Linked DNA regions of Homo sapiens: region 1 is linked to region 2. Evidence: read pairs that join two places in POLR2A ChIA-PET (ENCODE). Cell type or tissue: OCI-LY7. All regions are shown on one strand. Links, peaks and the distances in the headings refer to the core of each region. The heading gives the core; the rest is flanking DNA.

Region 1 (2,916 bases), core at 270-2,769, 200 kb before region 2:
GCTTTGCTGCTGCTTCCTGAGGTTTGTCACATAGTTCCACTCAAGGCCTGTTGGATCTGGGAAAGAAGACTAGGTTTTGTTTTGTGGTTGTTATGTTATGTTTATGTTTTCATTTTTGCTGATTTAAGCATTTAATAGAATAGTTATTTAAAACATCTATGTTAGGCCGGGCGCGGTTGCTCACGCCTGTAATCCCAGCACTTTGGGAGGCCGAGGCGGGCTGATCACAAGGTCAGGAGATCGAGACCATCCTGGCTAACATGGTGAAACCCCGTCTCTACTAAAAATACAAAAAATTAGCTGGGCGTGGTGGCAGGTGACTGTAGTCCCAGCTACTCGGGAGGCTGAGGCAGGAGAATGGCGTGAACCTGGGAGGCAGAGCTTGCAGTGAGCCAAGATCGTGCCACTGCACTCCAGCCTGGGTGACAGAGCGAGACTCCGTCTCAAAAAAAAAAAAAAAAAAAATCTATGTTTTTTAAGCTCACCTGAAGTGATGGTTCTCTTTTGGATTGTGTTGCTTTATTTTTTAGGATAAGCTTCCTGATGACCATTATCAGGAGAAGACAGCAATGGACCTGGCAGCTGAGCAACTACGCCTTTGGCCTACCCTGAGCAAGTCAACTCAGCAAGAGCTAGTGCAACATGAGGAAAGCACTGTCTTTAGTCAGGCCATTCACTTTGCAAACCTCATGGTGAACCTGCTAGTTCCACTCGACACAAGTAAAAACAAGCTCCTAAGAACATCAGCGCCAGGTGACTGGGAGAGCGGAAGCAACAGCATTGTCACAAACAGGTACCAAAATGTGAACACACAGACCCTCCTCCTACTCTTCTTGGGGCCAGTCTTGGCTTGACAGATAATATTAAACATTTTGAGCAAATACTGCTGTACATATTTCAAAAGTTAACCATTTTTCCTCACCTTTGGACTTGCTCAGCTTTTCTTTCTAAAAGATTCACTTCATCCTACTATTCTTAACCACTTCCCACACTTTCTTCTTTTTTATGACCTAATTTTTCCAAATGTCTCACCCATTACTGATCCAGCCCTTCAGTTACTGTCTGCCAAAGCAATTTACAGAAATCATTCCAAAGAAATTAGTGAGCACCTTCTTGCAAAAGTGGCTGTTTGTTTCTCAGCCCTCCTTTTCCTCAACCTTGTAGTCATACCCTCAACCATGCCTTCCTCTCTACCCTCCAGTAACTTCTCATACCACTGAAACTAAAACCCAGTGTTTACCATGGCCTGCAAGGCCTAACGGAATCCGTCCTCTGGCTACTGCTCTGACCCCCTATTTCCTATCACTCTTCTGTCAACCAAACTGGTCTCCCTGCTCATGCTAATCCTCAGACACTCCAAGCATATTCCTGCCTCACATCCTTTGTACTGGTATTTTCATTCTGGAATATTCTCACCTAAACAGGCCAAGAATCACTTCCTCACTTTATTTAGGTCTCTGCTCAAATGTTACTTGCCTCAAGAAGCCCTCCTGACTTCTGCATCTTAATAATACCTCTCCCTCTCCTACTTTGCATTGTCTTTCATGTCATTTTTTACAACCTGATTTATTTTCATATGTTTGCTTGTTATGTTTCCTTTGTCAGTTTTGTTCATTGCTGTATTCCTAGTGTCTTTGCATATAGTACTCAATAAATATTTGGTTGAACAGATGATTAAATGAGTGAATAAATGAACTTATCAACCCAACAGTAGTGAAATTCTATCCTTAGAGCTTCAGTGATGGGTGCCGCAACATCCTGGTAGTTCGAGCTCGCATAAATTCTTCTCCTCATGCTCCTTCAGGCAGCTCCTCTTCTCTTCCCATTCTCAATTCCTCTTCCAAGCTCTTCTTACTCTGTGGAAGACTCATCCACAAGCCTAAATCTCTGGCCCAAACCTTTTAATCTTGTTATCCTAGGTACTTCATTTTTGTCAGGGACACCTCAGAGTTTCTGGTCTTCCAGGCTAGACAACTTGGAATCAGCATTTCACACCATACAGTCAACTGCACAGATCTCTTACCCCCACCCATATAGAGTTTCTTGTTCATCCTCTGGTTATTTAATGGGAACAACATAGTCTGGCCTTTATCACTTCAAGCCCTAATTATAACAGTCTCTTAGTTGTTTCATTTTTTATTCTTCTTTCTACTGCCAAAAGGATCTTCCCGAAATGATGCTTTCCCATTCCTTCACTACTCATAATTCCACAAGACTCTGTTTCAATACAGGACCTATCTGTTTAATTTGTAAGATATTCCTTAGCTGTCACAGCTTTATCTCCATTCTCCATTGCCAGTGACGTTCATCTTCATTATAACAAGCAATAACTATATTTTACATTTCTTTTAAAGTTTTGGACCAGGCATGGGGCTGACTACCTTATAATCCCAGCACTTTGGGAGACCGAAGTGGGAGGATTGCTTGAGGCCAGGAATTCAAGACCAGCCTGGGCAACATAGTGAGACCCTATCTCTACAAAAAATAAAAATTAGTCAGGTGTGGTAGCACACACCTGTAGTCCTAGCCACTTGAGAGGCTGAGGCTGGAGAATCACTGCTGCAGGAGGATTTCTTGAGCCCAGGAGTTTGAGGTTACAGCTAGCATCGCTGCACTCTCGCCTGGGTGACAGAGTGAGACCCTGTCTCTAAAATAAATAAATAAATATAAACAAATAATAATCATTATAGATGACAGTGCTCTCTCAAAGTCTGCATGTTGATGGCCATAGTCTCTGCTTAGCTTTACTTTAACAATCTCTAACACTGATTCAGCTAATGTGGTTGGCTTTGCAGAAAAGAGAAGTTAATAGGAACAGACAAATGAGTCTTTTCCCAGAGTCTGATGGGTTGAACAGTAAGAGCTGAATAAGCAAGAAGGGCAGAGATTGAGCTTTCACATCTGTTCCATTTCAAA
Region 2 (2,916 bases), core at 321-2,820:
ATCTTGCCCTTAACTTGTTTGTTTACAACAATGCCAACAGCATGCTGGGTAACATTGTAGACTCTTCCAGTTTTGCCATGGTAACACTTGTGGGGCATTCCTTTTTGAGCAGTACCCATTCCCTTGATGTCTACAATATCAGCTTTCTTATAGATTCGCATATATGTGGCCAAAGGAACAACTCCATGTTTTCTAAAAGGCCTAGAGAACATATATCGGGTGCCTCTCCTCTTTCCCTTTGTGTTCGTCATTTTGGCGAATTACTGGAAGATGGCGGTTCCGGCCGAAAGGAAACTTTTTTTTTTTTTTTTTGAGACGAAGTCTTGCTGTCACCCAGGCTGGAGCGCAGTGGCTTGATCTTGGCTCACTGCAATCTCTGGCACCTGGGTTTAAGCAATTCTCCTGCCTCAGCCTCTGAAATAGCTGGGATTACAAGCGCGTGCCACCATGCCCAGCTAATTTTTGTATATTTAGTAGAGATGGGGTTTCAGCATCTTGGCCAGGCTGGTCTTGAACTCCTGACCTCGTGATCCACCCTGCCTCGGCCTCTCAAAGTGCTGGGATTACAGGCGTCAGCCACCGCACCCGGCCTCTTTTTTTAATTTTTATTTTTTTGATGAGGTCTTTCCAGATGAGATCTATTTTGCAAGACTGGTATGAAGTTTAAATGAGAGGGTAGTATGTATAAGACACAGCATCAGCATCATGGTATCTGACAGTCACTGATGTTTGTACTGTGTCAATTAGGTAAGTTGAAATCTAGTTCCTCAAATGTCCGTTCCCAATGTGGATCCAGGATAGGATTCACTACAGAAGAATTTCGTGTAAGTTTGGAAGGAGCAGGTAAGATTTATGTAAGATTTGGAAGCAGCAGCCCTTGTGTTCTGAAGGTTGATGTAAATATCACATGCCGCTGCAGATCATAGAGTGGTTACTGATCTGCTAACATACTTTGTTGGTACAGAGCATTAACTGGCCCACAGCTCCTTCAACTCCCACCAAATTTTCTATTTCAGTGTCTCCAAGCCTTGGCGCAAGGCACGTGTAGTTCCATGGTAAAGGCATTAGCTTATGCTACATATCGCATGCTCGTCAATGTGAAAGATAGCTGTGAGTTCCATTTTGTCTTCGTGGGTTCCAGTTTGTCCTGTGGATTCTAGTTTGTCCTCACTCTCCCTCAATGCAATCCAACTTTTCTTCCTGATTGCTAGCCCTGATGACCTATCATAAACTTCAGGCCCATTGCTGGATGCAGAGGGAACAGCCTTCCATGTACTCATTCGTCAGCTTTCCTTTGTGATCTCTGGTTAGTGACTTTTCTGATTGTCCAGCCATCTCCTTTCAGACCTTTTCTTCCCTAGCTTCTCCTGCAACTGTATTGTATCCAATTCTCAGAATAAAGCCTGTATTCCATAGTGGTGGCCACTTCCCTGATCAGCCCATAACTGATAATAAAACTGGTGAAGTTAGACACTGCAACAATGAAAAGCATGTGTTGGCCGGGCGCGGTGGCTCACGCCTGTAATCCCAGCACTTTGGGAGGCTGAGGCAGGTGGATCACGAGGTCAGGAGATCAAGACCATCCTGGCTAACATGGTGAAACACTGTCTCTACTAAATATACAAAAAATTAGCCGGGTGTGGTGGCGGGCGCCTGTAGTCCCAGCTACTCGGGAGGCTGAGGCAGGAGAATGGCGTGAACCTGAGAGGCGGAGCTTGCCGTGAGCGGAGATCGCACCACTGCACTCCAGCCTGGGTGACAGAGCGAGACTCTGTCTCAAAAAAAAAAAAGAAAGAAAAACATGTGTCATCGGCTTTGGACAGGGGTGGGCGGAAGCCAAAAGGACCTCAAGAGAAGTCTTGAAGGACAGTGAGGGAATTGCTATTGAAGGTCGGTGCTTTGAGTTGACTTGTGTCCCCACCAAAATTCATATTGAAATTCTAACTCCCAGTACCTCAGAATGTGATCTTATTTGCTCTTGTTTTTGGGTTTTTTTAGCGACAGGATCTCAGTCACCCAGGCGGGGGTAGAGTGGTACAATCATAGCTCGCTGTAACCTTGAACTCCTGTGCTCAAGTGATCCTCCTGCCTCCGCCTCCCAAGTACATAGGATTATAGGCACATACCACCATGCCCAGCTAATTTTTTTACTTTTTTTGTAGAGACAGGGTCTTGGCTATGTTGTCCACACTGGTCTCAAACTCCTGGCCTCAAAGGATCCTCCCACTTCAGCCTTCCCAAGCACTGGGATTACAGGCATGAGCCACTGCACCCAGCCAGAATGTAATCATATTTGAAGATAGGGTCTTTATAGAGGTAGTTCACTTAAAATGATGTCATTAGGTTGGGTCCTAATCCATTATGACTGGCGTCCAAATTTTGGACACAAACATGCACACAGAAAGAACACCATGCCAGCCTGAAGACAGAGATCAGAGTGATGGATCTACAAGCCAAAGAATGCCAGACATTGCTGCCAGCAAGCAAACCACGAGAATCTAGGAGAGAAACATGGGACAGATTATTGCTCACAGCTCTTAGGCAGGATCAACCCAACCAACACCTTGATCTTGGACATCTAGTCCAGAACTGTGAGATTGCCAGGGGCAGTGGTTCATGCCTGTAATCCCAGCACTTTGGGAGGCCAAGGCAGGTGGGTCACTTGAGGCCAGGAGTTCAAGACCAGCCTGGCCAACATGGCAAAACCCTGTCTCTACTAAAATACAAAAAATTAGCTGGGTATGGTGTCACGTGCCTGTAATCCCAGCTACTTGGGAGGCTAAGCCACGAGAATCGCTTGAACCTGGCAGGCAGAGGTTGCAGTGAGCTGAGATTGAGCCACTGCACCCCAGCCTGGGTAACAGAGTGAGACTCTGTGTCAAACAAACAAACACACACAAAAAAACGGAACTGTGA

Evidence for each region. Peaks named below come from ENCODE experiments on the same cell type or tissue, not always from the same donor. Only the 100,000 strongest peaks of a DNase experiment are listed, where the experiment ranks them.
Region 1: POLR2A ChIA-PET joins it to region 2 with 6 read pairs; 3 of 35 experiments call an interaction of 5 or more read pairs at or near these places.

What each region holds. Positions count from the first base shown.
Region 1 is chr11:9,854,335-9,857,250 of GRCh38, reverse strand. It overlaps SBF2 (SET binding factor 2), which reads left to right. Exons shown (of 40, transcript NM_030962.4): 19 at 531-793. All of the region lies in intron 1 of LOC101928008 (a long non-coding RNA gene), which reads right to left. Among named protein-coding and RNA genes, the nearest start is that of LINC02709, 96 kb to the right of the region's middle. RefSeq lists an enhancer at 1,344-1,443. In OCI-LY7, for the core only: no CTCF peak of the experiment used is centred there; DNase peaks (open chromatin) are centred at 730 and 1,220; H3K4me3 peaks cover 1,003 bases; H3K27ac peaks cover 2,156 bases.
Region 2 is chr11:9,657,773-9,660,688 of GRCh38, reverse strand. It overlaps LOC124902628 (a long non-coding RNA gene), which reads left to right and starts at 575. Exons shown (of 2, transcript XR_007062586.1): 1 at 575-1,306. It also overlaps the pseudogene RPL21P97. In OCI-LY7, for the core only: no CTCF peak of the experiment used is centred there; no DNase peak of the experiment used is centred there.